Regions from separate parts of the Mus musculus genome. Here all the other regions are linked to region 5. A link is a loop called in an ENCODE intact Hi-C map of the cell type or tissue named here. Cell type or tissue: left cerebral cortex. All regions are shown on one strand.

The links. A loop is a pair of places that touch in the nucleus more often than their neighbours do. Peaks named below come from ENCODE experiments on the same cell type or tissue, not always from the same donor. Only the 100,000 strongest peaks of a DNase experiment are listed, where the experiment ranks them.
Region 1: it touches region 5 in a loop (6-fold over the local background); 4 of 42 quality-filtered maps call a loop at or near these places.
Region 2: it touches region 5 in a loop (2.3-fold over the local background); 3 of 42 quality-filtered maps call a loop at or near these places.
Region 3: it touches region 5 in a loop (2.6-fold over the local background); 9 of 42 quality-filtered maps call a loop at or near these places.
Region 4: it touches region 5 in a loop (5-fold over the local background); 14 of 42 quality-filtered maps call a loop at or near these places.
Region 6: it touches region 5 in a loop (1.9-fold over the local background); 8 of 42 quality-filtered maps call a loop at or near these places.
Region 7: a loop joins it to region 5, with 2.0 times the contacts of the local background. A loop is called at or near these places in 7 of 42 quality-filtered maps.

Annotation. Positions count from the first base shown.
Region 1 is chr10:100,473,098-100,477,097 of GRCm38, forward strand. It overlaps Tmtc3 (transmembrane and tetratricopeptide repeat containing 3), which reads right to left. Exons shown (of 14, transcript NM_001110013.1): 3 at 3,460-3,678; 4 at 1,278-1,377. Among named protein-coding and RNA genes, the nearest start is that of Tmtc3, 12 kb to the right of the region's middle. In left cerebral cortex, a CTCF peak has its summit at 2,164 (motif pointing left); no DNase peak of the experiment used is centred here.
Region 2 is chr10:100,447,187-100,451,186 of GRCm38, forward strand. Tmtc3 (transmembrane and tetratricopeptide repeat containing 3) reads right to left here. Exons shown (of 14, transcript NM_001110013.1): 12 at 3,053-3,222; 13 at 1,638-1,864; 14 at 1-557. Among named protein-coding and RNA genes, the nearest start is that of Tmtc3, 38 kb to the right of the region's middle. In left cerebral cortex, a CTCF peak has its summit at 2,424; DNase peaks (open chromatin) are centred at 2,030 and 2,394.
Region 3 is chr10:100,064,133-100,068,132 of GRCm38, forward strand. Kitl (kit ligand) reads left to right here. Exons shown (of 10, transcript NM_013598.3): 3 at 1-14. Among named protein-coding and RNA genes, the nearest start is that of Kitl, 50 kb to the left of the region's middle. In left cerebral cortex, no CTCF peak of the experiment used is centred here; DNase peaks (open chromatin) are centred at 2,041 and 2,461; H3K27ac peaks cover 467 bases.
Region 4 is chr10:99,639,798-99,643,797 of GRCm38, forward strand. The region is part of intron 1 of Gm20110 (predicted gene, 20110); the gene reads left to right. It also overlaps the pseudogene Gm18409. Among named protein-coding and RNA genes, the nearest start is that of Gm35101, 19 kb to the right of the region's middle. In left cerebral cortex, a CTCF peak has its summit at 2,185; DNase peaks (open chromatin) are centred at 1,148 and 2,187; H3K4me3 peaks cover 203 bases.
Region 5 is chr10:100,016,246-100,020,245 of GRCm38, forward strand. The region is part of intron 1 of Kitl (kit ligand); the gene reads left to right. Among named protein-coding and RNA genes, the nearest start is that of Kitl, 2.4 kb to the left of the region's middle. In left cerebral cortex, CTCF peaks have their summits at 363 and 2,413; DNase peaks (open chromatin) are centred at 180, 835, 1,213, 1,479 and 5 more places; H3K4me3 peaks cover 3,384 bases; H3K27ac peaks cover 2,871 bases.
Region 6 is chr10:99,833,164-99,837,163 of GRCm38, forward strand. No RefSeq gene overlaps it. Among named protein-coding and RNA genes, the nearest start is that of Gm35437, 68 kb to the right of the region's middle. In left cerebral cortex, no CTCF peak of the experiment used is centred here; a DNase peak (open chromatin) is centred at 1,967.
Region 7 is chr10:99,852,762-99,856,761 of GRCm38, forward strand. No RefSeq gene overlaps it. Among named protein-coding and RNA genes, the nearest start is that of Gm35437, 48 kb to the right of the region's middle. In left cerebral cortex, no CTCF peak of the experiment used is centred here; a DNase peak (open chromatin) is centred at 2,070.

The DNA of each region.
Region 1 (4,000 bases), 460 kb after region 5:
CCACCATTTTTACTGAGGATAACCTTAAACTTCTGCCCCTCGTCCCCCAAGTGCTGGGACTGCAGGTGTGTGTCCCCACATTTAGTTCTAGGCAGTGCAGGGCACTGAACCCAGGGACCAGTAAATAAGAATGCTGTCTACTAAGCTACATCTCTAGTTCCCAGTAAGTTCAACTAGAGATACCTGCACCTTCACAATGCCTCGGTACTCAACGTTGAGATGCTACCACCAAAAGAAAAAGGGGATAAACCTGGGAGCTTAATATTGACCAAATATAGGTTAAGACTATATAGAAAGCCTTTTTTTCTGACCACTATGCCCACACTCTTAGGGAAAAAAAACAGTGCAGCAATATATAAAATATATTTTAGAGGAAACTATACGGCAGGAGCTCATAAATATCTACCTGTGATGACAAATAATAAAAGTGAAACCCTAGCAGGCTTAAAAGTTTACTTAAATAGAACCATGAGCTGCTAGCTATTATTTATCAAAGACAACCATGCTGTGATGCCTTTGCTACTATGCCAAAATGGAAAAAGACTACAGATTTCTCGGGAGCTTGTGGCCTAGCACATAGCAGTGAGCAATTCTCAGGATGGAAAGTGAGGAACACTACCAGAGGTTGTTTGTTCTCTGATAGTTTTAAGTGCGGACCTACACTGCAACACACACACACACACACCCACACACGCATGCAATAGAAGTGTAATTCTCAGGGTGGAAAGTGAGGAACCCTTCTGGAGGTTGTTCTCTGATAGCCTAAAGTGTGGACCTACACTCCAACACACACACACACACACACACACACACACACACACACACACACACACACACACAGTGAGGAACCCTACTGGAGGTTGTTCTCTGATAGTCTAAAGAGTGGACCTACACTCCAACACACACACACACACACACACACACACACACACACACAAACACACACACACGCGCGTGCGCGCACACAATAGAAGAGTCCGTACTTGCATTTTTGGTTTATAGGTGATAGCATAAAACTCAGAGTTACTCTGAAACTGACATTTTAGGGTTATTTGATCATTTAAATGTGACTACAGAGAACACAACGTGCTGGGTAATGACAAAGATATAAATTACATGAAATTTTTAAGACTACTGGCAATGTTACACGTCAATTACATACGGCAGAACAATAAAGGCAAACTCCAAATGTTATCTTAATTAAGAAGCACTTAAAATAAATAGAGTTATTTGATCAAGTTCCATAACTATAATAAGAGACGGTGGTAGATATGTACCTATGGAATTATCTGGTCCTTTTGACTTAGTATACGAGAGAAAGGCAGCTAGGAAAAAGACAGATGATAAGAGTTCCGCTCTTCCTACAACACCTGTGACCTGGAAAGAGAAACACAGGACATTCATTTTAATGCAGTGTCTTGAAAACCTACTAAGTATAATAACAGGAGGGGAGTACCTTCACAGAAGTGGGGGAAGGAGGGAGGGGATAGGGGGTTTCCAGAGGAGAAACCGGGAAAGGGGATAACATTGAAATGTAAATAAAGAAAATAGCTGTGGGTTAGAAAGATGGCTCGGCACTGAAGAGCAGTGACTGCTCTTCCGAAAGTCCTGAGTTCAAATCCCAGCAACCACATGATGGCTCACAACCATCCATAATTAGATCTGACGTCCTTTTCTGGTGTGTCTGAAGACAGCTACAGTGTATTTACATATAATAATAAATTAAAAAAAAAATTTTAAAAATCCAATAAAATAAAATGAAATAAAATGAAATAAAATATTTAACCATTGCAATCTTGGACCAAAAACATACGCTTCCTTTGTGTTAATAAAGTAAAATCAATAATTTTTACCTTAAAATTTTTAAGAAAAAAGAAAATGCAAATAAATTGTTTCCAAAGCAGAAAAAAGTTGGAAACTGAAAGACAGATGAGGAGGCCACAGCTGACCTCCACTAAAAACGCATCCTTTCCTTGGAAACAGCTCACTATAATTATCTGAAATAGTAAGACAAATGTTATCTTACTGATTTACGAATAAATGGTGTATGCTTGTGCATAAATCTAAATCTAAAACCTATATTTCTAAAGGATAGATTTCTGGTGTTTGCTGTAGTTTTTTTTTTTTTTTAAAGGATATGAGCGCCCTCATGTGGTGGGCTTAGGTATCATTTATTTTAACTTTGCAAAAAATTAGGTTTTGTGTATTCTTTAATATCTTTCATATTATCATAAAATCTTATGTAGTTAAAACACAGTATGTTCTTTAAAAATTTAAGTATCCCTGCATTATTTTCTTAAAATGAGTGGTTTTTTTTTTTTTTGAAACTTGAAGCAATAAATTTGCTAATCTGCAAACCAAAGAAGAAATTTCAAAAGCTTTTAATTAAAAGGACACAGAATTCCAAAAGCTTGCCTTTAAAAGCAATGGAATGCAATGTCCAAGTTAAAGCAGTTTATCTCTTTTAGATATGAATGGCAAAGCTCGGCTGGACACCACATAGTCCCAGCACCGGCAGAGAGGTAAAATCACCTGCAAACTCAAACATTGTTCTGCTTAGGAAGAAGAGCTCACAAGAAAGCAATGAAAGAAGTGTTCTTAGTTCTTCCCTGGAGAGGCATCTTTAGCGTGTCAATGTATCCAAGAAAAATTAGTTTGTACATATCATAGGAACAACTACATTCATTTGTATTTTTCATTAGTAACATAAAAATAATATATCTACCTATATATACAAACAAATGTGTGTACATACATGCAATCTATATATGATTTCTCCCTGTGTATGCTTGTCAGCATATGTGTGTGCAAGAGAGTGTGTGTGTGTGTGTGTGTGTGTGTGAGTGTGTGTGTGTGTGGTTGGTTGGAAGTTTCCTTCCATTGCTCTCTACTTTCCTTCTTTCTTAAAGATTTATTTTTATTTTATATATACAAGCGCTCACATGTATTAAGTGTGCATGCCTAGTGATTGAAGAGGCTGAAGGAGGGTACTACATCTTCTGGAACTGGAATTTCTGAATGTTTAAGCTACCATGTGGCTAAGAACTAAACCTGGGTCTTCTGCAAAAGCAACAACTGCTCTTAAACACTGGACCATCTTTCCAGTCCATTTACATTGCTTTTTGGAGAAAAGTCCTCTCCATAAACCCCAAACTTAGGCATCGTCTAGATCAGGCCAGGGATCCCCGTGACTCTCCCTCACACTGTAGACTGCATGCGCCTGCTCCCACACCTGGCTGTTCACACGGGTGTTAGGGACACAAGCTCAGCTGTGCATGCTTGTGATAATCACTACCTACACATACACTCTTGAACAACACTATATTTCAAACATTAATTTAAATTTAAAATTTTTATATGCTAGGTAAGCTGGACTTTGTGCATGGGAGAATAAGACTGTACTAAACTAGGAATATTTACTGCTTAAGATGTAAAAAGTGCTTGTGCAGCCGTACTTACTGCCTCGGTATGGATTGGGTGCACTGCGAAGAGCAGAGCCGCAATCATGCTGCTCCTCTTATCCAGAAAGAGTCTGCAGACCTTAAGGAAGATCACGCTGACGACAGCGTGGAACACTGTGTTCAGGAGGTGGTAAGACATGGGTTTCAGCTCACTGAGGAGATAATTTAAGCGAAATGTCAACACCGTTAAGGGCCTGTATGACTTGTGGCTTCTCTCCTGAAAGGAAAAACAAACAACCATGGATTATTAAAGTACCTCCCATCTTCTGGCTAGTCATCACTTTATTAAGATAATGATCAAAGAGTTACACAAATGACACACTGTGTTCACTCGTCACCAGAAGGACTGAGGCCTGGAAAGCCTCCAGACTAGGTGTATGGGGACATTTACGGCACGCTTCTCACGCATGGATGATGGCTGAGATTCGGACTGTGGAGCAGCACACATTACGTTTCAAAGCGTTTCACTCCAAAGTGACCTGACAGGCAGTGCAGATAAATACCTCAGGGAATCATCCGGTCTTATAGCCAGGGGAATA
Region 2 (4,000 bases), 430 kb after region 5:
TGGGGCCAGTGGCTGCTCCACAATACCAGAAGAGGAGATTCTATCCCTGACTATACTCAAATGGCGTTGAATATACTCCTCATGAGGTGCTAATGCCAATGTTTCCACAAGACACCTCTCAGCTTTTAGTAACTCCTTCTCTTCAAAGTACACAACACACAGGTTGTGCTTCCCCTGCACATTGCTTGGATCCATTTCCAGGATCTTTTCAAAACACTTTTTAGCTCCAGGTATATCCTTCTTTTGGTTCATCAGAATGTCTCCTTTTAAAATGAGACCCTTGGTATGGTCAGGATAGTATTTAAGCAGCTCTTCTAAAATTGGCAATGCCTTTAACTCCTTAGCAGTCTGCGAATACAGGAGTGCCAGGTTAAACAAAGCGCTTCTGAAGTCAGGTTGTAATTTGATAGCTTTCTTCATCCAAGACTCAGCTTCTGAATCCTTTTTGTCATCCATGGCGAGCATCCCCAAATTGAAATAGCCATTAGCATCCTGTGGCTCTTCATTTACATAATTTAGAAGCCGTTTTCTAGCTTCAGGTCTGAGTTTAACTTCACCTAAAAGTAATTTTATTTAAAGGAAATAAATTATCAATGAATGAACCATTCATGTATTTTGTTAGGTTACAAAATACAGCAATAAAGCAATTTATCTTATGTATGAATAATAAAGTAAAAAAGAAAGTAGGAAAGACAATGTGACTGAAACCTTTGATCAGTACTCCAGATACCAAGAGAAGAAAATCTTTTAGTTTGGAATCTAATAGGGCATTAGAGAAGAGTAGATATGTGTATGGCAAAGGATTTCCAAAGATGTATATACAAGAACAGTTATGTTAGTATTTTGAATTTATAAACCAAACAAGTTCTTTAATTTCTCTGGATTAATTTTCTGAATTTTCTAATAGTTATAGGACATGTGTGTGTGTATGTATGTATTTATGTATATATGCTGGATAATGAGCAATTTTTATTTTAGAATACAAAATACTAGCTTTCAATTCTGAAAAGTTTAATGAAATATATTCAACACCTAATAAAGAAGATATTTACAACATAAAAATTAATATAAATAATTTTTGCTGTCTTGTGAAGGAAAATATTCCCACATAAAATATGGTTTAAAGACACTATTGGGATTAATGTTAGTTTACTAAATTATAAACAGTACTAGAAATTACAACAATAATTGAAAAACAAACTAAATAAAGATATGCAAAAGTATTTTCCTTTTAAGTCACAGTAAACTAACATGAGATTGAAAAACGATAGTGCTCTGGGATACTTAACACAGTTATAGTATTTTCCAAAAATTTCTACAGTATTTAGACTTCATATTTACTATACAAGTAGTTTTACTATGTTTAAATGAATAAAATGATATTACATGCTGGTATTAGAGGTGCTGGCTGATGGTTTCTGAAACGTTACTTTCACTATACTCTATAAAATCATGCAAGTAACCCTCCCACATATGCCTCTTCATGTCACTTGAAAGGACTTTATGTCAAGTATTTTAAATATTCATACGTTGTATTATGTATATTATTTTGCAATAAACAGCCTGGCCACAAAATATTTATTATGGGATTTACAGTATTTTAATTGATTAAATAGAGACATTTTCAGGAAACTTACCTGATTCCTGCATTAAAATAGCAGAATTGAACAGTGCTAGCTTATGTTTAGGGTTCAGTTCCAAAGCTCGATTAAAGTTCTTCAGAGCTTCATTTGGTTCTTTAAGTTCAATATAAACAATTGCCAAGTTGTACCAGAGATCTGCATTATTTCTGTCCAGCTCTAGTGCTTTAAGATATGCTTCCTTTGCTTTGAGAGGCTTATTCATTTTTAAAAGCAACTCTCCCCTGTGGGAAACAAACAGACAAGGAGGACTATCTTACTATGTCACACCATAAATACCTCTTTAGACAGAAACAGACTTTTAAAAAAATCACTTTCTGAAAGCAGCCTCAAGTCTGAACTCCAGCAAATCTAGCTGCATGTGCTTTCAGATACTATAAAAGGAAAGTGCATGCCTGACTGGACAGTAAGTGTGAGAAGCAATCAGAAAGGGCGACAGAGGGAAGCTGCTCTGGATGAATCTTTAAAAAAGCCAACTAGACTGCTCGGAGGCGTAGCAGCTAATTACAGTGCAGATCAGTAAGTCAGATCATAACAGGGGAACACTTGAAAAAACTGCTGTTGTTACTGAGACTTTCTCATCTTTAAATCTGATGTGTCTCACTGTACTAATTAGAAATGTGAAATCTGCACATATATTAACTTATCTCCCTCAAAACATTCTCATATAATGGCTATTCAAAAACAGACAGACAGATAAACAGATAGACAGATGAATGAATGAATGAATGAACTGAATTTCCAAATGGTTGGTTAGGAGAGCACTTGTACCACCTACAGGTGGCTTTCAGGAACACACTAGAACCATGCAGCTTAAAAACTTTTACCTATCTTTCCATATGGTTCCACTTTGAGTTTGAGAACTTAAAAAATTAAGTAAATTTGCTTAAAACTACTGAAGTTATTTTTACCAAGAAAAATACAGCAACTTCTAGACATGAGACCAAGGTTACTGTTTTAATGCAGAGACTACCAAAGTCTTCATGAAATAATGTACAACCTATTGACTACTGGACGAGGAAACAAAGACAATATCCGCATTAGGAATAGATTTTAATCTCAAAAAGCTGAATTCAGAATATACTTTACTCAGAGAAACAATGTTATACATTTTAAGGTTCATGCTCAATATGTAAAAGAAAGTTTAACATGCACTGTCCCTGAAGCATGAATATGATAATGTTTATATGGGGCTGCTTCTAGAACTCTTTCAAACAGAACCTATGTCAGCTACTGTAATGATTCCCCTGTTAGTTTCAACTTGCCTAAGTGTGACTATCTGTCTACTACAAGGCACACCCTTGATGCACATAGCTGTCAAGAAAGAACACTAAAAGAACACCGTGGTAATTTAGTTGAAACATTCATGCAGCTATAGCTTCAATTTTACAGTGGTAACTCTGAGATGGTACCTGCTAATGTAAGCCTGTTTGAAGTCTGGCCTCATGCTGATGGCCTGTCGGTACAGCTGGTCCGCTTCCTCCAGGCGGGACTCATTTGCTCGAATAAGGTTGGCCAGATTGATATAAACGTTTAGGTGATTAGGGGCAATTCTGGCTGCATATTTTTTACCAGGGATAATCTGTTTTAAGAGAAAAAACATGTTTGTGTATTTGACAGTACAATAGCAAAACAAACAAACAAAAAATGCAAAGTTTTCCTAGTGACTTATTTCAAGTGACACAGAACCTAAGATTTTGCTGAAAGTTTTGCTAATATAACAAATTAAATCATAAAAATGTAAAAAGCAAGCAGGGCATGAATGGTGGCACATGTCTTTAATGTGTGCATGATAGAGGCAAGTGAAATCCCGTGAGTTAAAGGCCAGCTTATTTACATAGAGAGCATATCAAATCACCTGCACGCACACACACAAAAGCAAGCACTACAAGTATCTGAAAATGCTAATACAACTTTTGACACTGAAAGACATACAGTGATTTCACTCACGCCAACTATGAATTATTTCTGGCTTTTTGTTTACACTTATCTTTGTATTAAGTCAGATAAACCAGACGTTTTAGAGGTCAACGGTTCGTACAATACAAGATAACAATCCATTTCAATCCGACCATACACTTTGTTAACTCTAGTGTGGTCAAGAAAATTATTCATTTCTTGGCTGCATAATAGTAGGGCAGCTTGTTTTATCTTACAGTCATATTAAAACCTTACTTGTTTAGTAAAGTTGTTATACATAATACATACATGGATCTGTGGTACCGTATATCCAATGACCTTTTCCTTGCACCACTGCAACAGCCAATTAATACAGCAAAGCAGCAGAGGGGCAGCCACTGGGTTATAACTTCCTTTCACTGCTCTGATAGTAACTTTGAGCTGATTATTTAAAGTACATG
Region 3 (4,000 bases), 48 kb after region 5:
GGATGGATGTTTTGGTATGTACTTCACACATTTCTGACTTGCATTTTGGTAGCTAATGGGTAACTCGTGATCATCCACATTAAAGACATTATCAACTCGTTGTCTTGATAATTTTTCTTTTTAATTTCCCCCTCAAGCTGCTGCTAAGATTATCAATGAGCATTTCAGTATGTGTTTTATGCCTGCATGCTAAAAGAAAATGGCTCATCTTGGTTAGATTTAGCAACGGATGTCTCTTTTTCCTCTCTGCAACTCTCAAAGGGGCTTGAATGTAAAATCATGCTAAATTTTCTCCTTGGCAATGTTTCATTTATATGTTACTCTTATTCCTATGCCATTAAGAGTATGGAATATTTTATTTTATTTCTGAGCTTATTAGCCATGCAATGGGTTTTGAATAAAAGTATGGGGTTGTAATTTTGTTTCTATGTAAATTTTGGAATGCTAGGCTGTGGACAAACTCTACTAGGGTTATGTAGACCAAAAAGAGGTATAGTAACTCCACATGCTTTTATAAACTCCTAAGACGTAAAACTTTGCTATCTGGAAAGATGTGATGTTAATGCAGTTTGATACTATGTGTTGCAACTTGCAACATAGTCACATATTTTCAACAGGTGCTCTCCATGCTGACTCACTGTAGCTGTTGTAATCCTGGGGTAAATGTAAAGCTATTTGTGTTTCTTTCTCTTTTGCAACTCTCATTTTCCCCTAAGCCCAATAAATACTCATAGCATGCTGATTATGCACGTGCTGTTTCTGGGTTTTGTGGATCAGTCAGTCCAAAGTATATTATTTTGTTCTTTAAAATACCTTTCAAATACTGCATAAGGTTTTCATTTCAAGAGAGTGTCTGCAGCTATCCTTCTTTTGCTTGATAAGCATTTTTAGCACGAACTGCCCAATGCTTTTTAGAACTCCCTAGAACATGTATCTTCATGCTGGACCAGCTATACTCAAGCCTGGGCATTGTCTGTCCCTTCAGGTAGTGGGGTTTTCTGCAAAGAGAAATGTAAAGTCATAGCAGCTTGAAAACTAGTCAATGCAGTCATTTGATCACTTAGCAAGCATTCAGTGAAGAACACTAAAGAGCCTCCTGCACTGACAAATTAAAAAACTCTCATCTCAATGTTTGAGTCCTTGCCTAGCCTTTGGAAAGTTCTGGATTCCCTCCCAGCACTGCAAAAATAACAAACAGACAAACAAATAAACATCTTTGCAAGAATTGTGAGGAAAGTACATAGCCTTTTTGTCACGTTTTTTGCAAAATGATGTCACCATCCCCCCTACACACACACACACACACACACACACACACACACACACACACACACACACACACAAGGGTGAGAAGAAACCACACACAGTAGGTACACTTGTTCATATTTTACAAAGGACTCAAGGAGGTTTACAGCTTAGACTTATTTTGACCAGGGTTCTACAGTTTGTATACAACAGACCTAAAAAGAACACCCCTCCCTTTCCTATCCCACCCTGCTCCAGACATCTGACTCTTCACTCTGGGTTACTGAAAATGGGGACATGAAGAATAATTACCACGCTGAGCCAAGTGCTAGAAGGTAGCTTCTAGGCAATAAAGCCGTCCCACTCCGGACTGCAGCCCCCTTGAGCTTGGTGATCGCCAGACTTGCTCAAAGCAATCCTGCTGCTCTTTGCAAAGCAAGTGTTAAGCTGGGAAATAACTAAATAGATGATTTCGTGCTGGTCTAATCATAGACGGGTGCTAAATCATAAATTTCAGTATGGGCTGGTGATAGCTAGAGCCAGGCTTGTAAAAATAAAGCCGACTTCTTGCCACATATTTTGTGCGTGTTTCTGCAATTGAGAGAAGCCTGCTATTATTTGGTCTTGGCATGCTATCGTAGAACTACTGAGAAACATTGTTCTTGGCCACCACAGTTGGCAGGAAAAAAATGAAGCTGCTTCGGAGGGCTTAGTATGAAACTGGGGTCTTACCCTTTACCTTCATTTTAGAGGGTTCATTTCTGCCAAGACCAGAGGCGTTTCCCAGTTGAGTGGCCTGTGGAGATTTGTTGGTGGTCAGAGTCCCAGCTGCCTAATCTTTTGTCTTTAAACAATGAAGGGCGGAGTGGGACTTGGTGCCAGAAAGAACCCCTGGGGCCAAGGCAATAAAAGTCAGCCTTGGGCACTGGGCAGGATACAGTTTATTTTTCACTTTTATTGTAAAAAGCAGCTAAAGACTGAAAAGGAAAGTCTGCTTTCCTCACAGGCCTTCTTAGAAAATAACCTAGCAGAGTTTCTCTCAGAAATAGCAGGTTGTGGTGGTCACCCAGTTGGTATTCGAATCCACTGATAATCGCCAATTCAAAATCCTCACAACTATAAGACTGTAATACAGCCAGATGGGTAGGATTTTCCCCTGAACCCGTGAATGAACACTCCTGGGTCTTTCGTTCACCCAGCAGTTACTATAGAAAGAATGGGCGTGGGGGTGCTGGATGTGGCTGCACAGCTGTGTTCCCTAGGATGTGTACATCAGCCCTTAAACCAAAAGATGCCGGAGTTAATTGCTCATCCTTTTTAATTAGAGTCACAGTTTTCTTTGACGTATTTTGGAAATGCCTTAGTTGTACAGAATAATTTTCAGAATACTCAAACATTACCACGTGATCTACAGGCTCAGCTTTTTTCTTCCCTGCATTTATTTGCTTTCTCAAAACATTTTATCGACACGGATATTTTTACTATATCACTTTTTCCAAATAAATTATGTCCACCTGCTTCTAAATACTTTAGTATGTCTTTCTTAAACACGGAATTATTACCTTACCTTTCAGTAACATATTTTCAACTCTAGTAAATTTAGCAACAATACTTTAATGTCTTGGCTGTCTTCAAATTTATCCTTTTTGCGTTTTCATTTCTTTTCTTCTGGTATAGGTTCATTCCACTATCATGATTTACATTTTAATATTTTATTAAAGACTTATTTTTATTATTTTTAAATTGTGCATGCACACACGGTACAGGTGTTCATAAAGGCTAGAGGTATCGCTAAACATGAGTGCTGAGAACTGAACTTGGGTCCTGGAAGAGAAGTGTACCTTCTAACTGCTGAGCCATCTCTTCAATAGCTTGATTTTAATATCATAAATATTGTTTCCCTAGCAATATCTGGTCCAGTTCATCTATCTGGCTCAGAGGATTTTGAATAAGTACTTCAGTTAAGATTGAGAAGTAATTCAGTTACAATTTTTTGAGGTGGAGAGATTAGTTTAGATTGTCAAATGGGGCCAGTCATTGCACTTGCACCCTTTTCAAAGAATGATTCAGACCTGTCTAAGATAGAGAACAAGATTTGCAGAGTCCTCTGCTAGCTTTAGAGTTTGAAGCCGGAGCAAGAGGGATACTGGCGAGTGGCCTGTTAGAGCCAAAAAAGCCACAGCAAAGTTCTCCCTCACCCCTGATGAGCGCCTTGAGTTGAGATTAAGTAAGATTTATTTCATCCATCTGGCCTCAAGAACTGTAAAATACCCTTGATCTTGATTACCAGCTCAGTGGTAATTTGTTCTAGTTCCAATAGGACATCAACGGATCTTATCTTAAGTCTCCTTCAAAAGTCCCTCAGTCATTTCTTCATCTTTGTGGTGTTCAAATTTTTGAATAAGTAACCCTTCCCCTTGACACATGTCCTCTTTCAAATATGATTGATAGTTCCTACTAATTCTGTGGAATGTACGCATTCTACGGTGTCACACGACGGCAGTTGCTCAGACTGTCCCTCCCAGAGCATGCAGTGTTTATCATCCATGCATGGCTACTTAGTTTAATGTGTTCAACTGATTTCTGTGCATTACTCATTAACAGTCTTAGAGACACTAAAACAACATGGACATCCTGCCCCATATCAGTGTGTTAGGAGCTACTGGTCTGTAATGCATGCACTACTTTTTAGGGTTGCATCCTTTTTAGTTTGTGTGTTTGTTTGGGTGCCTTACAACCTAGGCTTGTTCCTCTG
Region 4 (4,000 bases), 380 kb before region 5:
GACTACTTATCATGGGCCCACCCCCGGGGACTCTGACAAGCATTCGGACTCAGTCTGCAGCTAAGAAGCCATGGGTAAAGTTTGAAAACATTACGTGTTAATCTCTAACATGCAAAGTGTATACATTATACACATCACAAAGGTTTACTTGTCTGTTTTCACGGGACAGAAGTTAACACTTCAATGATAGAGAATATCTTGCATCTATAATGCTTAGCATGCACGAATTGCTTAATAAGTAGGGGAACTATATAGTTTACCATCCAAACTAGAATGTTATCAACAATTCTGCTGGAAAAGCAGGTACTAAGTGTGCCAAGCAGTGCACTCAAATTCTCCCTTTAGTTTCGACTGCTGAATATATTGGAATGATTTCCTTCCCCCCTCCCCCCTCCTTTCTTCCTTTCAATTGTAGATTAAACCATGGCCTTGTGTGTACTGTATAGGTGTTCTACCACTGTATTATAAACCAGCCATTTTAAAATTTAGAAATGGAACCTGTTAATTTCCCAGGCCACTTTTGTACTCTCTGGTAGCCCAGATTCACAAGCTCAACTTGTAATCCTCCTGCCTCAGCCTCTGGAGTAACTAGCACTACAGGTCCACACTCTAGGCCTTGTTTTCCTGATGCTGCCAACATCCAGTATACTTCAAGGCACACTGGATACGCTTCATGTTGAGAAGTGCTTAAGTCCATTCTCCTAACAGTTAGCTACCACCAGCACTTCATGTAGGACAGGCCATTTACCATTGCTATATGGCAGGGAGTTGGTAGTGCTTGCTACTTCTCATAGAAGAAGAATATTTTCAAATGAGTATACAAGAAGCTTCATGCATGGAACAGGTTGCACCAAGTCCAGTATCTTCTACTGTGAGAGTTCCCTTCTACAGTCATCTCTCCCAGGAGACTTTTCCTTGTGCTTGGTGAAACCTGTGGAATTTTGTACTCTTCAAAGTTATTCATAGAGAAAATTGTAGTAACACACATATGTAATCCCGGCACTCAGGTGGCCGACATACCTTGAGCTGGAGGCTAAGTTGGGCTGCATAGCAAGACTCCGTCTCAAAAATAAGCAGCCCACCAGACTAAAGTTAACGGTGAATACATCATCGTCTCAGACGTTTGCACGTGTTGTTCTTTCTTGAGAGTATGGTTACTGTGGAGACAGTGTTTGGAAGCTGTGAACAAGAAAAGAATGAAGTTTGGGATGTCGTTGAGTGGGAGGTCAGAAATACCAGAATTCCTTCATTCACAAACCGTTCTTGGCTAATGACTCAGTTCAGTTGGTTCAAGGGGACGTTTCTCAGTTCTCCTTTGACACTCTGTATTGTTTTTGCATTCTCACCTCAAGGAAGATTTTTTTTTCTCTTGTGTGGGAGTCCTCTGCCCACAGGGTCGTTTCAAGTTAGACTTAAGAATCACTCAGAGATGAAAAGAAAATGCTTAGCTGAGTCGCAGAGATCTTTGGTTCAGCTCTGAACTTTAAACAATTCCTTCTAAATATACACATCGCCTATTAACTCTTCCAAGTTTTCAGAGAAAGTATTAAATTTAACAAAAACTCAGGAGCTTGCTGGTACACAACTACTTCCAGAATCAGGCATTAATGACAGCGTTCAGTTATGGCCAAGGTATGTAGGTCTTTGGCTATGAGGTTCATGAGATGATTGTGTGTGTAGAGTAAAGGACTGAGAACTTGGTTAAGTTTCTACTTACCTGCTCAACAATGACTCCATTGAAGATGTCTCAGAGCACATGCGCAAGACAGAATATACACAGACTATACATCTTTTCAGAGAGTCACGAGACTGTCAGAAACTAAGAGAAATCTTCATTAGAATTCTTTAACCAAGCTATTCTCAAGTTCTTACTCTTTTTGTTTCCCACACTGGTTAAAACTCGTCCTTTCACAAAAAAACCCAAATTCTAAATTCTATCAAAGGAATTTGGTCTAATTATCTTACCCGGCACCTTCGCAACCAAAGAAAATTAAATCGAAGAAAAAGACCTGGATCTGACACAAAATATCCAGAGAACCTTGAGTAATTAATTTCCTTCTCCTCTTCCTGGCCTCATTATCCTCAGTGATACATGGAAACTAAGGACCAGAAAAGCCGACTGCACTGCAGTTCTGTGGGGTGCAGGCTCTAACTTCGAACGGAGAACGCGCCCTTTGACCACTAGTCGTCCTTCTTGTGCAGAAGATGAGAATGCTTCCTCTGGCGCTGCAAAGCAGACGGAAGTGTTTTCAGTTGGCTGGTACCCAGAAGAGAAAACTCGCCCCATTCACTATGCTGACCTTCGTTTGCTTATTATCTTTGTATTTTCCCAGAGAGGTCCATATACATAGATCTGCATTACAAAGAGGATGACATTTTTAAAATAAGCTAACTTCTCTGTAGTATGGTTAGCCATTAATTCTTTCCTTTGTAGGAAGTGTTCATTAAACTCCAGGTGAAGGGGTTTAAGTCCCAGAAGGTAGTGATCAAACGAACATAAGTGAATAATAAGTGGATTTTGTTTGTTTGCTTTAAAAAAAAGTGTTTCAAAAATGGTGTCCGTGCTTGCAACCACATATACTCACCCTTCTGGGTGCAAGAACAGGAGAGAACTACAAAGGCAACAAACTAGAAGCTTCCTTGTAGGCATACCTACCTGTGAGGCTAGGGACTCAGGTTTTTATTTATATGGTTGCAGACATCAACATCTTAAACTGCATTCTGAAATAAAGGAATGGAAGACACACTCAATGAAGGGCAGAACCTGACGCCCATTTTCAGGCAGTTAGAAACTCTCAACTATCAGGAAGAAAAAAGTGGCTTGCATCATCTTTTATGATGCAGTTTCCAATCAAATTTATTGCATGAGGGTGTGTGCTCTCTAGAGCTACTGGTTGAAAGCGGGAAAATATCTGACAGTTAATTATTATCACTTTAACTTTGGGAATGCAGCAATGAAGGTGAATTTAAGTTATCAAGTAGCCCTTTTGATGCCATATTTCTGTATGTGTAAGGACAGAAAGAAGGGGGTTATAATAATAGTCACATCAGTATAATTACATACATGACAATAACATATGCTATATTTAGGAATATATTATTTACAAATAATGCATATATCATGATATACACATAATACTATCTACCCTATTTACCTGTGAGTTTTGTAGCCTTAGATTCAACCAGCTAAAGAGCAAAAGTATTTGTAAAACAACTGTGTGTTTATTAAATATGAAAAAACACGTTTTGTGATTATTCCCTAGGTGGTAATAACTTTTACGTAGCATTTGTGTTGTATTAGGCATTAGAAATGATGCAGAGATGAAGTAAAGTATATTGGACTATGTGGGTAGGTTGTATACAAATAGCATATTATTTAAATAAAGAATTTAAAGAGCTTCAAATTTTGATGGCCTAAGGGGAATGAACTAGAATTATTTCCTTGCAGATTCTGAGGAACAGACATGTGTGTGTGTGTGTGTGTGTGTGTGTGTGTGTGTGTGTGTTTGTGTGTCTATGCGTGAGTGCATGCATATGTGCGTGCATGAACTTAAGTATATGCATATGTACCATAGCCTGGTATATATCATATATGTGAGTACTGTGCCTCTGTAGTGTATGTTATACACTTCTGTTACTATGTATAACACGTTGTGTGTTATGTTGCTGTAATACGATAATTGCCACCTTAATAGTAATACCTTACATTTTTTGGGCTTACTCTGTTTTGAAGATCATATTTCATGTTTTTTCTGAATTGAATCTTAATTTCTTCAGAGAGCCTATACGTTATGAGTTATGGTTACTCTTATGTGGTCCATGAAGAACCAAGGACTAAAAAAGAAGCCCCAGGACCCAAAGCTGTATGAAGCAAAGGCAGCATAGAAATCTATACCCAAACCGCAACAATTATACTCTGCTGTTGAAGACCAAAGGTTTGCCACTGGCCAGAAAGATGGAGGAATCATTTTAAAACACAGGAATGAATCTAGTTCATCCT
Region 5 (4,000 bases):
GCTGAGAGTGAGCCTGTGGCAAGTTTGCAGCCGCAGCTGCGAAGTTTGAAGCTGTCAGTGGCAAACCGCCGATGCAGGCTACGCTTCCTCCGCCTGGGTGTTGGAGTTATCACCGGGAAGGCTTGGGTTTCTTATTTAATTTTTTAATTTTTTTGGACCGGAGGTCTTTCCCCGTGGATTCGGGGAGATTATGAAACAGCTTCCCACGCGCCACCCTCGCTCGCTCTCGCAGGCAGATTTATCTGTGCAGTCCCCAGGTGGGCGCGGGACGCGGTGCGGACGCGGGCTCAGCCGCTGGAGCGAAGCCAACCCAGAGCTCCTAGGCGGCAGCGCCAGGCGGGGTGCAGAACCTGCCCGGCAGGCGGGGAAAACTTGGCAGCCTGCGGTGTCGGCCGGGTTCACAGCTCTGGGTGGGCCCTCCAGAAAGCTCTAGATGGAGTAGTAGTACTTCCACACTGCATGACAAGACAACCTCTCCCATTACAGAACAGCAAAAGTTCTTTTCTTCTTCTTCTTCTTCTTCTTCTTCTTCTTCTTCTTCTTCTTCTTCTTCTTCTTCTTCTTCTTCTTCTTCTTCTTCTTCTTCTTCTTCTTCTTCTTCTACTCCTCCTCCTCCTCCTCCTCCTCCCTCTTCTTCTTCCTACTTCTCCTTTTTTTTTTAATGTGCACCTCCTAAAGATAGTTATTGAGATAATGCCCAGGGTCTCTAAATTGCGCTTTATGCATAAAACATAGCCCGGGGGTACAATTATGTCTTTTCTTCGTTGACGGGGGAGGGTGTATGTGTGGAAAGAGCCACTGTAGTAATTCTTTCTCCTCTATAGTTCTTTCTACCCTCTACCCTCGCGGTTGCTACCTCTTCATGGTTCTTCCTTTCTGAAGTGTTCTGTCTGCAGCAGGTTGGGTAAAGCTGTTCTTTCAGGTGCCCTGCTCCCTCCATTCTATAGGTGATGTAAATTTCTGAAATGTATGGAAGGGGATGGGATGGGAGGTTTTGTGCTCATTTTCAGCATTGATGAAGGCATCAGTGTGTTGGAGGTAATTTATTAAATTACTCATAGGACGTCTTATTTTAAATAGCTATCTAGGCTGGGATACCGACCCATGAGGAAACAGCAAGAATAAAGCACCTTTTCCTGGCTTGGAAACAGATAGGGGGAGGGAGCATGGCCTGGCATCCTGGAGGTGTTCTGCTTAGAGCAGCTGCCCTGAGTCAGGCTCAGGAGAAAGGGAAGGCAGGTATCTGGCCCTGCGTGCAGGTTAGTTTTACCCCAAAGCATCACACCTCAAATCCCTGCTCTTGAAATGAGGATGTTAAGGGTTTCTGCAACAAAGAAAAGTTTCGCCGTGATTGCTTGGTGTGTACATGCCTTCTGCTTGGTGGAATAATAAACAAGGGTGGGGTACCTATTCCTTTTTTTAAAAGTAGCATCCGCTCACATGAATAATGGTGGCGGCTCTGAGTGCAGCAGCCTCTGGTACAGGAAGAGAGTCCAACCAAGTCTTCTTATTTAAACAAGAAAACAGGAGACGGACAAGGTTAATGTCCAACACGCCAAAGCAGAGAGCAGTTGAGAGTCAGTAGGATTGATGATCCCTGCGCCCTCTTTGCAAAACGAGCGCGAGCCCTGTAATCTCTTTTCCCGCTTTGATTAAATGGCTGTGTAAATAGGATTACATGGAATAATTCCATTGAAAACTAGAAAGAGGTCGATCTAGCCCGAAACACTGTGGAGGTGGCAGCAGTAGTGACTCAGTGCTGCCGACCAGAGATATTTGAGACAGTTAAGTATTTTAGAAATGTGACCTGTTTGGACCAAGTTAAAGTGCAGGCCCTTTGGGGGGGGGCATGCTGCTGATAAAGGGTTTGTAGGCAAAAAGAGGGCAGTGCTCTTATTGAATGGAGGCATTCATTGTGTGGAATCTAATGACCTTCAAGGTTTCCTTTAAGGCTACTTCTAGAAATTCACATTCTTGTCCCTGAAAAAGAAGACACTGGAAAGAGCTCAAAAAAATCAATAAAATAACCCATTGCAGTGAGGGAGGGGGTTACATTCTCTTTCCTATGGTCAAATCTCCTAATCCAAGAGATGCAAAGAAAATTTCTGGGCCACTCTGAATGTGTAGAGAGAGAATAGTGTAAGGGAACTGGACACAAGCAAGATCCAGACTTCTTTGCTTTTAAAATCTGATGTTATCTCTGCCTGAGAGGAGAATCTATTGTTACAAAATAGTCTACTGTAAATATGGGATCAATACCAACTTCCCTTATAACCCCCACCCCCGTTCAATATGCTTTTCATTACCCAGTAAATACAAAATAATGAAATGTTAATATTTTAAGGGATTTTAATTTAAATTTGATAGCTTTGAAAGAATAATGGGGACACCGGGACATTTTGAGCCTTCAGTCAAGCTAAGTAAGTGTGAAAATTCCATCAGCAGCCACTTGGGGCTTGATGGATGACTCTTTGATTTACTTTAGCACCAGGGATGGACTTCAGTATTTGGGAAATAAGCACACAAGTCCCAAGGAGCAACGGGGGGGGGGGGGGGGGGGGGCAACAATGTATGTCTTAAGTTTGTGATGCCGAATGCGTTTTGTATTTTTGAGATTTCTCTTTGTGTCTGTGTGTGTGTGTTTCCAAATTGTAGGAATTTATGGTATCTAAAAAAAACTGTGACTCTGGCTTAGAAACAGCTAGCAGCTACTTATTAGGATTCTAATCGTTACATTACAATTGAGAGGCCATCCTGTAGTGCCGGTGGCCATTTACGTAAAAGTGCAGTCAGCAGTATGTGCTCATGATCATGACTGCTGTGCTTACATTTTTTTAGTTTCCCCACAGGTTTCCAGAGTTGTGGTGAGTGCCGTCAGTCTCAGAAATAAGGAGACAGGAAAGATCTGTCTTGAAAACAATGCAGAAAAGGTCTATTTCAGGAACACTGAAGCTCCCAGAAAAGAAGCAAATAGAATTTTAGCTTTTACTATACTAGAAAAAAAAAATCCTTTTTTTTTTTTTTTTTTTTTTTTTTTTTTGTCGATGAAGTATTTGTCACGTGGGTGACAACTGTGGTTACTCTATAGAAAAATTAACATATTTGTGAAAAGAGCATTTGAACATCTTGTCCCTGCAGTCACTCAGTTTGCAGTGCGTGTTTCCAATGGTTCTAATTTATGTGGCTTTTAATTGATACGTTCTGCCAAGACTTTCAGACTCAAGTGCTAAGTCGATTACGTTTCACATAAAACAGGGAAAATAACCATATGGAAATCTGAAAGTCAGTGCCAAACCAATTAAAATTGCTAAATTTTATTTATGTCTAACTGTTTGATGGGAAGATAGCGAATTGTGAGCGCACGTTTGTTCTTTAATGACAGGTGACTGATTGATCGAAATCTTACCGCTGCCTTAAGTAACATTAGAAATCAAATCGCTGCCAAAATAGCTAGTCTTTCAGCTTTGGACGTTTCTTTCATGTTTCTTATCCTACCTCTCCCTGTTGGTGGAGCACTAAAATATGCTCAGTGGGAGGACTCTAGTGAAGACTTAAGCTGATGCCTGTTTTACCACTTGTGACACAAACGACCTTAGGCAAACGGTAGCTCCGTATTTCCGTTCTGTTATCTGTATGATGTTTGTGAAATAGTTATAAAGATGTCTCTCAGATGGTGGCTGAAAGGACTCCTGGGAATAAACAGCTCTGCCCCTGCACAGTAGCTCACTGGTATTACAGTGTGAAATACATTCCCCAGAAGGGAACTGCCTTTCCACCAGCTTAAAAGCCAGAGGAAAATGACCTCTAAGGAGCAAAGCAGAGAGCAAGCTCTTCTAAATCTGGATCCTTTAATTCAGTGCCTGGCCTTCATTACAAGCTGAATGTCTGATTAGCAGTTTTCCTTAACACAGGGCCAAACTAGGAGTTGTGCAGAAACTAGGCTGGTGTGCGGGACCCGAGAATGGGAGGCTCTCTGCAGTTCTATTTCAAGTTGGAAGTA
Region 6 (4,000 bases), 180 kb before region 5:
TGATTTAGTATGAGTTTGCTATTAATGAGTTTTATTTTTAAAAATGAACATTTTAAAATAAAGATGTGAAGACATACTTCTCCTTTTTGCTTATGGTCCTGTTGTGGTAACATCTCCAAGCCAGGCAGCTCTCGGTTCACCATACTAGAGCATTGTCCATGGCCAGCAGCTCTCGCTGTACCCACTGCTTTTCATGAACACTTGCTGTTTGAGCATCAGTCAGGAGATGCTGGTATAACCATGGTTACTGCATTGCATCCCTTAGAAACCACGTGCTCAATGAACAAAAGTACCAGTCACATTTATTTATTTGTTATCTTATTTCTGCACCCACACATATAACTTGGTATAAGACAAGGTGATAAACTTTGCCACTACCAACATGTCACATTGAATATAGAAATAAATACTAGAATCAGCTATATTTATGGCAGTTTTTAAAGAGGTCTCCAACGCCCCTCTTCTCGGTAACATATTGTTGATTATGTTTTAGAAAACACATTCTCCCCACCATGGTAATAGGTTACTCATGCTGTCCAGAGACAATCCAAGTAAAGGCTTATGACACACTATCCAGAACACAGTGAATACTCAATGAAAACCATCTTTAATAAACATCATTGTTCTTGAAGTCACAGCTACATGTTCTGTGCATTCTTGAACACAGCCTTGAAAAGCTGATACCAAAAGGCATTTCAAAAGCTACTAGCTGTTTCAATTTTATCTGCAGGTCATTTCACTCCTGCTAATGTTTTTTTTTTGGAATTTTGGGGTGTTTCTTCTTATTTGCCACATGATACCAAAAAATTGGGGTTGCCTATTAGGGCTCTTAGTCTCATTAACTCACTAATAAGATAATTTAAGGGTGGATAAAGATAGAAGTGTGGGGGAAATTTTATAAGAGCTTAAAAGAACAACTCCCCAGGGCAAGCAAACTGTAAATCTAAGCAACTACCCAGGAGGAGAATAGAGAAGAGGAAGGGAAATGTCATGACATTTGAGTTTCTGGGAGAGAGGTCCACAGGGAAGCACAGCCTCAAGGCAAGAGTAGGTTAGAGGAGGAGTAAGGTAGCCCAAAATTTCAGATAAAGCATACATAGATGTTTGCCAGCATCTTCAAGAAACAGAGAAAAAGGAGTGGAGAGGAAACTTCGCTGTGTGAGTCAGGACTGCGAAAGGTGAACAGACCCAGATGATTCTCATGACTGCTCAGCTCGTAGAGACTATACTGTGGACAGGAATTTAAGGGGTTAATTATGCCTTTATCATAGCTTAAGGTAAATCGTAGCTAAGTGATTGACCCGACTCAAATGGAATATTAAAAGAGTGAGACCAGGTCAGAGATTCCATTCCTGTGACCAAAAGGTTACCCTCAGGGGGATTTACCGCTACTTTAACACTGGATCTGAGTCGCAGAGTTGAGATTCTCTCAGAACACCAAACCCAGCTTGTTGCCTCAGCCTTGAACACACTATTTCCTTTGCCTTGAAGTTCTTTACTTCCTAGATGTGTTAGCATGCTCGCTCCTACTCAAAACCTTCACTATCAGAGTCAATCTGTGTCTCAAGGCACTTAGGACATAGCGCTTTTAATACTTTTGTCTTTATTGATTTCTACCCTTTCAAGCTTGTAAAGAGAAGTGCCTCGCATGTCGCAGACACTCAGGAGTGTGTGAATCCATTGGACAGGTCAGCTGAGCTTTTAACACACTATGGATTTTTCATATAGTGCTTTAGTTTTCTTCCATAGAACTTCATTTACTGAGAGCGGTCATTGATGTTGATGGATGTATCCCTTCCACTTCCTGCCAAGCCTTACCAGATGTAGATGTCTTTGTGTATACCAGTGTCTGTTGCCAAGAGCGGCTTTTGGAAGGACTAGAAAGAAGTCTGTGTTGTATCAGTGCCTGTGAAACAACAAGAAACTCAAGTGGAGTTGCTGCTCCCACAGACTAACCAGGGACAAAAACAAGGCCACTCGGGGTCTCAGGGCAGATGCCTTAGTTGGCTCTCAGCTGGTACACGATGCAGTCTCAGTCTTTCACAAAAAAAGGCCCATCTGCCTGGGAAAACTGGGGCTGGCTTTTCTACAGAGGAGGACAGTCATGAAGTGTTAAATGCTAACTGTGGTATATTTTGTTCTTTGGGGTATGAATTTCTTAAACTCAGTTATAATGAGTTTCCTCTAGGCATGAATGTTTGTGATTGACAGTAATAAGGACCTTTGCTGTGCCTCTTAAGAGATATCCTAATTCTATGCTTGATAACAGCCATTTGGAACTGATATTGGAATGATGCCAGGGGTACCAGTAAAACTATGTTCACAGTCTACAGGGCTTCACCAGCTACCTTTCTTTACCCAGAATGAAAAATTTTCTGAGGACATAAGATGTTCCCAGCAATAGGAGAAGAAACTAAGACCATTAACTAATAACTTCCTTATTTCATGCTTTAGTTTCTTTACTGTATTTTGTTTGTTTGTTTTTTCCAGACGGAGATTCTCTCTGTAGCCCTGGCTGTCCTGGAACTCATTCTGTAGATCAGGCTGGCCTCGAACTCACAGAAATGCACCTGCCCTTGCCTCTTGTATGCTGCCATTAAAGGTGTGCACTACTACTCAATGACATACTATAAGTGAAAGTAATGCATTGGGCTCTGTTAGGGTTAGAATAGAAGAGAATATATGTTAAAAAATTCCTACTGCAGTAACTGGTGGAGAGTAAGTAAGCTCTACATTTTAGGGTCATTGTAATTATAACTATTAAAAGTATTATCGCTTTCATTAGTCTGTTTGCTTTAGGGTGTTTTTTAGGCAGGAAACGCATTAGTAGTGGTCTCAAATGCCTTGGATTCTGGGAATGATTTTAATTTTCTAAATTAAGGTTGCTGTGATTTTCTGTTTCAAGTTTTTGCTCCAGCACTTAACACTCTGTCGTATAAGGGCAGCTTTTTCAGATGGGGAAAGAGCTTGGCCAAGTTATCTGCCTCTTCTTGGCTATCAGAGAGGACCTCACAAAACGTATGGCAGTGACAATCTGCCCTGGAGATGTAGCTGGATACGGACTCCAGGTCCTTCCTTTCGTTAACATCTTTGCTCCCTTCTCCCTTTCCTTATTTCTTCCGTCTCTTCCCTCCTTCATTTTCTACCCTTTCCAAGAATCTTAATTCCTCAATTAGAACTTACTTAGGGCTGCTTTCTCCCATAAACCTCAAAACAAAACAAAACAAAACAAAACAAAACAAACAAACAAACAAAAAACCTATTTTAGTGAAGACTTTTGTATACATCTTCATATATAACATTTTGTTGAGAAGGAAAAAGCTGGGAACTATTGTTTTAAAGCAAAAATTACTGACTGCTGACTAATAGGACAGCCATGTTTGAGGTGAAGAAGGAAATAAAAAGAAAGGAGGGAGCTAGATATTGCCAGCTAATTGGCAGAGCTGAGCTAACCCTCCCAGGAAAACAGCAAAATGAAGTATATATTCCAACTTGTCAGGTGATTCTAGATTCCTGATGTCCCAAATAGTATAGCAGGCCATTTGTTGTAACTTAGGAAGTGTCAGGGATCAGAAGATTGGTTGCAGCATTTAAGTTATAATACGAGGACTTATATAAATATGAGTCAATCTCAGACCATTTAATACCATCGGTACTGTGGAGAGTGTAAGCGTATCTGGCCTTTAAAATCTCTAAAAGGTGTAAAGCATTGAGGAAGGAATGTATGTCCTCACATGAACTGATTGTATAGCATAAGCACTTAAAAGTAGTGCTATTTGTAAGGAAATCTGCAAACTCGCCAAAAAATAAAAGAGACACCAGATACTTTCAGGTGGCCTAAGCCCTAGCTCTTACAAGCACATTTAGATACTCAGTTCACTGACATCCTGTGGTTGGATTTGGGGGCCTCTGCACAAAACCAAAGGAGTGTAGCCGGTGCATGCAGGGAGATCATTTTCATCTCATTCCTGTAATTTGGCCCTTTCCAGAGTAACAAAAA
Region 7 (4,000 bases), 160 kb before region 5:
TCTAAGGAGCAATCAGCTATGACTGAGTTATGAATGGCTTGAATGTCAACAACAGGCATGGGACAAGCTTAGAGTACTAGAGTCTACACACTGAAAGGTCACAGACGACTACGTGGGCATCATGAACAAGGGGGTGGCCCAGGAAAGTACAATCTGTGTCCTCACCTGCCTATCCTTAAGGGTGGGATCCCTGCTTCTGTTCCCTGGTTTTGGTGCTTCACCCACCCCAACTTCTAAGACCACATGCCTAAAAGTTTGACATCTACACTCAGAAAACATTTTCCCCCAAACTGCTTAACTTTATTTTCTGTTTGTTACAGCATCCTGCCAAGTTCAGGTGTTTCCTCAAATTCTGCATCCAGGACAGCTCTGAAGTGGCTACTCACTGCAGCTCTGGTCCAGTTTGCTTCAACTGGCCCTTCATGTCCCTAGCCCCAGATGGTCCTACAGACTTTGGACGGCAGCCTGGTTTCCAGGACCTAGCCAACAATCCAGCCTTTGGACCCCCAATAATGATGCCTCTGTGTCAGCTGGAAGTAGTCATAGAAGATTACATTGCCCTTTTTTTTTTTTCATGTTTATCAACAAAAAGCTGGGATGTTGGGTTAGGCCTAGGACAAGTGGCTGAGGTGCATATTTAACATAAAAGCAGATCTGGTCTCCAGGTTCTCCCAGCATCCCTCAGTTTCTACCTGTTACAGGGCATGGCTGGCATACCCTGCCCTCTATGCTGAACTCCCAGCCCAGGGGCTGGGCTTTTGCTCACCCAGAGGTTCTTTTCTATAGAATCCAGGCATTTTGGTTCTTCTCTCTCTTTCCTTCTCTCTCTCTCTCTCTCTCTCTCTCTCTCTCTCTCTCTCTCTCTCTCTCTCTCTCTCTCTCTCTCTCTCTCCCTTATCTCCCCCTCTCTACCTCCTTCCCTTAATCCTTCCCTCTTTCTCCTTTTCTCTTCCCCCTCTTACATCTCTCTCTACATAGTGAGTTCCCTAGCTTCATTCCTTGGGACCAGTGGTCCTGCCCAAAGGATGCCCCCAATAAACCTACTTTTATACTTTAATTTTGCTTGAATTGGCTCATTTTATCAGCCGAGATAATCTAACACCCAAAACTGAATGTAGTCGTAATTTTGAAGTGTTAGGGTCTAAAGTAGGAAATCACAAGAAGTATATCTTTGGTCAGGTCCTAATGGAAAGTTGATCTGTCTCAAGAAAAACTGATACATGTTATCTAGGAGGGAACAAAGACATGTTGCTGGGTTCCATGTAAAAGAATTAAATACGTATTAAATACATGCATGCATACACACACACACATATGTATGAGTGATACGTTTGTGTGTGTGTGTGTGTGTACCAAAAATAAAAATAACAGCTCATGGCTCAGTGGTCAAGCATGTGTGCCTTCTGTTCAATGACTAGTTTCACAAAGCAATCAAAAAATCAAAGGCAACCCATGTATTAGATATCTGTAATATATGTGACAGATTGACAGATTGTATGTTTATAAAGGGTTAGAAATAAAAAAAGAGTACTTCATTTGAAGAAACCAGAAAGACTTCTGCTTTCTCGTTATCTGGAGCTTGTTGAACACCTTAAAAGCCACAGAACACCACCCTCCAGATGACAGATAAGGCAACTAAAACCTGGATACGCAACCCCTAATAGAATGGACTTCCTGGCAAACACGGTTTTGGTCTATGCCCGGGCATCTCCTTGAGGAACTTACATAAGCTCCTGATGGAAATGCCCGGGCATAGACCAAAATGGTGTCTGCTGATGTGATGCAACCCAATGCTGCCTCTACTTGCTGCAATTTTCCCTTGTGCCTCTGGGTGGTAATTACAGATTGTTTGATCTTGGTCAATAAAATACTATTCAATTTCCCCTAAAGACATCAGAGATGCGTTTATTGCAGTAAAAATATTTTCCCATGCCACTATTTGAATCTCAAGCCTAGATGTCGGCTCATTTAATTTCCAGCTATGTACATAGGCTTTTTAACATACAGAATAGGTACAAATTAAAAGTGTAAGAACATTACTCACGTTTCCAAGGGTAAAGATAGATGGATGTTCAGCAAATTACACCTACTCTTCTGGACAAGGATGGTGACGGAGACACTGAATCTTAACTTCTTGAATTGTTCTGCATTGGCTGCCTTCCAAAGCATGGTCTATATTCTGAAGTATCCTACTATGTAGATGAAGCAAGAAACACCTACATTAATAATGCAGAATATACCTTTGAAAATTCAGCGGAATTTTATTGTAGTAAATGTCTAGTTCACATGTCTTACACAGATCATAGTTCAACTCTTGTACCTCAAGCCAGTCATTTTGAGACAGGATGTCTCTGAGTAGCTTAGAAGCCACCCTCTTTTCACACCTCCTATGTGATTATAGAGTTACACTTTTCTATATGGCAACCTCCTGGGCTGCTGGTAGTGAATTCAGCCTTGGGAGAGAAACAAGACACAATAAAGCCATGCAGCATCACTGATACATTCTTAAACAACAGGAAAGAATTTGTACACTGGCTCAGGACATGTCCACCACGAAACATAATTCTATTTGGAACTTTAATATTTGGCGAAATGTAAGCTTTAAATTTAGAAGTTGAATATTTTCTGTTTCCCTCAATGCATTATATTCTCTGGAAGCAAACAAAAGTTTAAATAAATAGTATTATAAACTGTATTTGGTCCCACTATGATATTGCTTGAAACAGATTTTCCAACAAGTGAGGTAATATATATTTTATAGAACATTTATTAAAATTCCAAAACCTCTTTATATTATTGTAACTTTTAATCAGTATAGGAAGGTAGGTAAATAAAGTCATTGATAATAAATTTAAAGTGGTATTCTGAAAATGCTTTAATGAAGGTGCTAGGGCTTTAATTCACCCACAACATATACAGAAAAAGTATTTAAATGATTAGGTATTATGGAATATGACAGTGTAGCAAATTAAGAGCTATAAGTGACAAGGAGAGATAGCCCCATGCTCAAAGTATACATAACCCAGAGGAACGTAGATACATACACTAAGAATTCAATGATAGAGTAATTGAATGACGAACCACTGGGATATGCAGGATCTCAGCAAAGTCACCAACATACTGCAAATGAGCTGTTAAATGAAAATGATGTTATCAGGAAGCAACACATGTTATGACATTTTAGGCTTCAAAGTAAGAGAGCATGAGGCTGCTACAGGGAGGTTAGCAGTTCATTAGCAGAAAACAGGCTGGAAAGCTAGGAAAGGCTTTTGAGAGATAGTGTGTGCTTGTGTATGAGTGTGTGTGTGTGTGTGTGTGTGTATGTGTGTGTGTGTGTGTGTGTGCGCGCACGCCCCCGTATGTATTGTGTTGTATGAAGCTATAGCAACAGGCATTAGGCTAAGGAGGCCCTCTCTGTCTCTGTCCTTTATCGCAGTTGTCTCTTGGGCTTTTACACCTTGAAATCATCTCCACCCCCCCCCCAACATACTGCTAATAGAAGTCTTCTTTCCTCTTCCCTATATTTGTTGAATGCACTGCAACATAATTCCACTCCCTCATCTGCCTGGTACAGTGCATTTTTTCCATATATAAAAATGACTAGAACATTTATCATTCAAGAAAATGGAGGGATCATACTGTATGAATATCAGACACTGACTAAATTCTTCTAGATGTAGTCCCACACTCCTGAAGGATGATAGTTGAAAGTAAGCCCTAGTGTTAGGTGAAGGGAATGAGAAGGACTCCGTCATCTTTACTGGAATGTTTTATGAATTACTATCTCCCACGGTATCCCACAGGCATTTGATTGCATATTGGCTTGTCATAGATGGTGCTGAGTGCCATTCATGTCCTTCTTTCTTCACAACATCCCCTCCCGTTCAGAATCAAAAATGTGTGGGTTGGGACAAACTTTCTTTTACAAAATAAGCATGCAAGTGATCATGACACCATCAGTCTCTGTCCTTTATCGCAGTTGTCTCTTGGGCTTTTACAC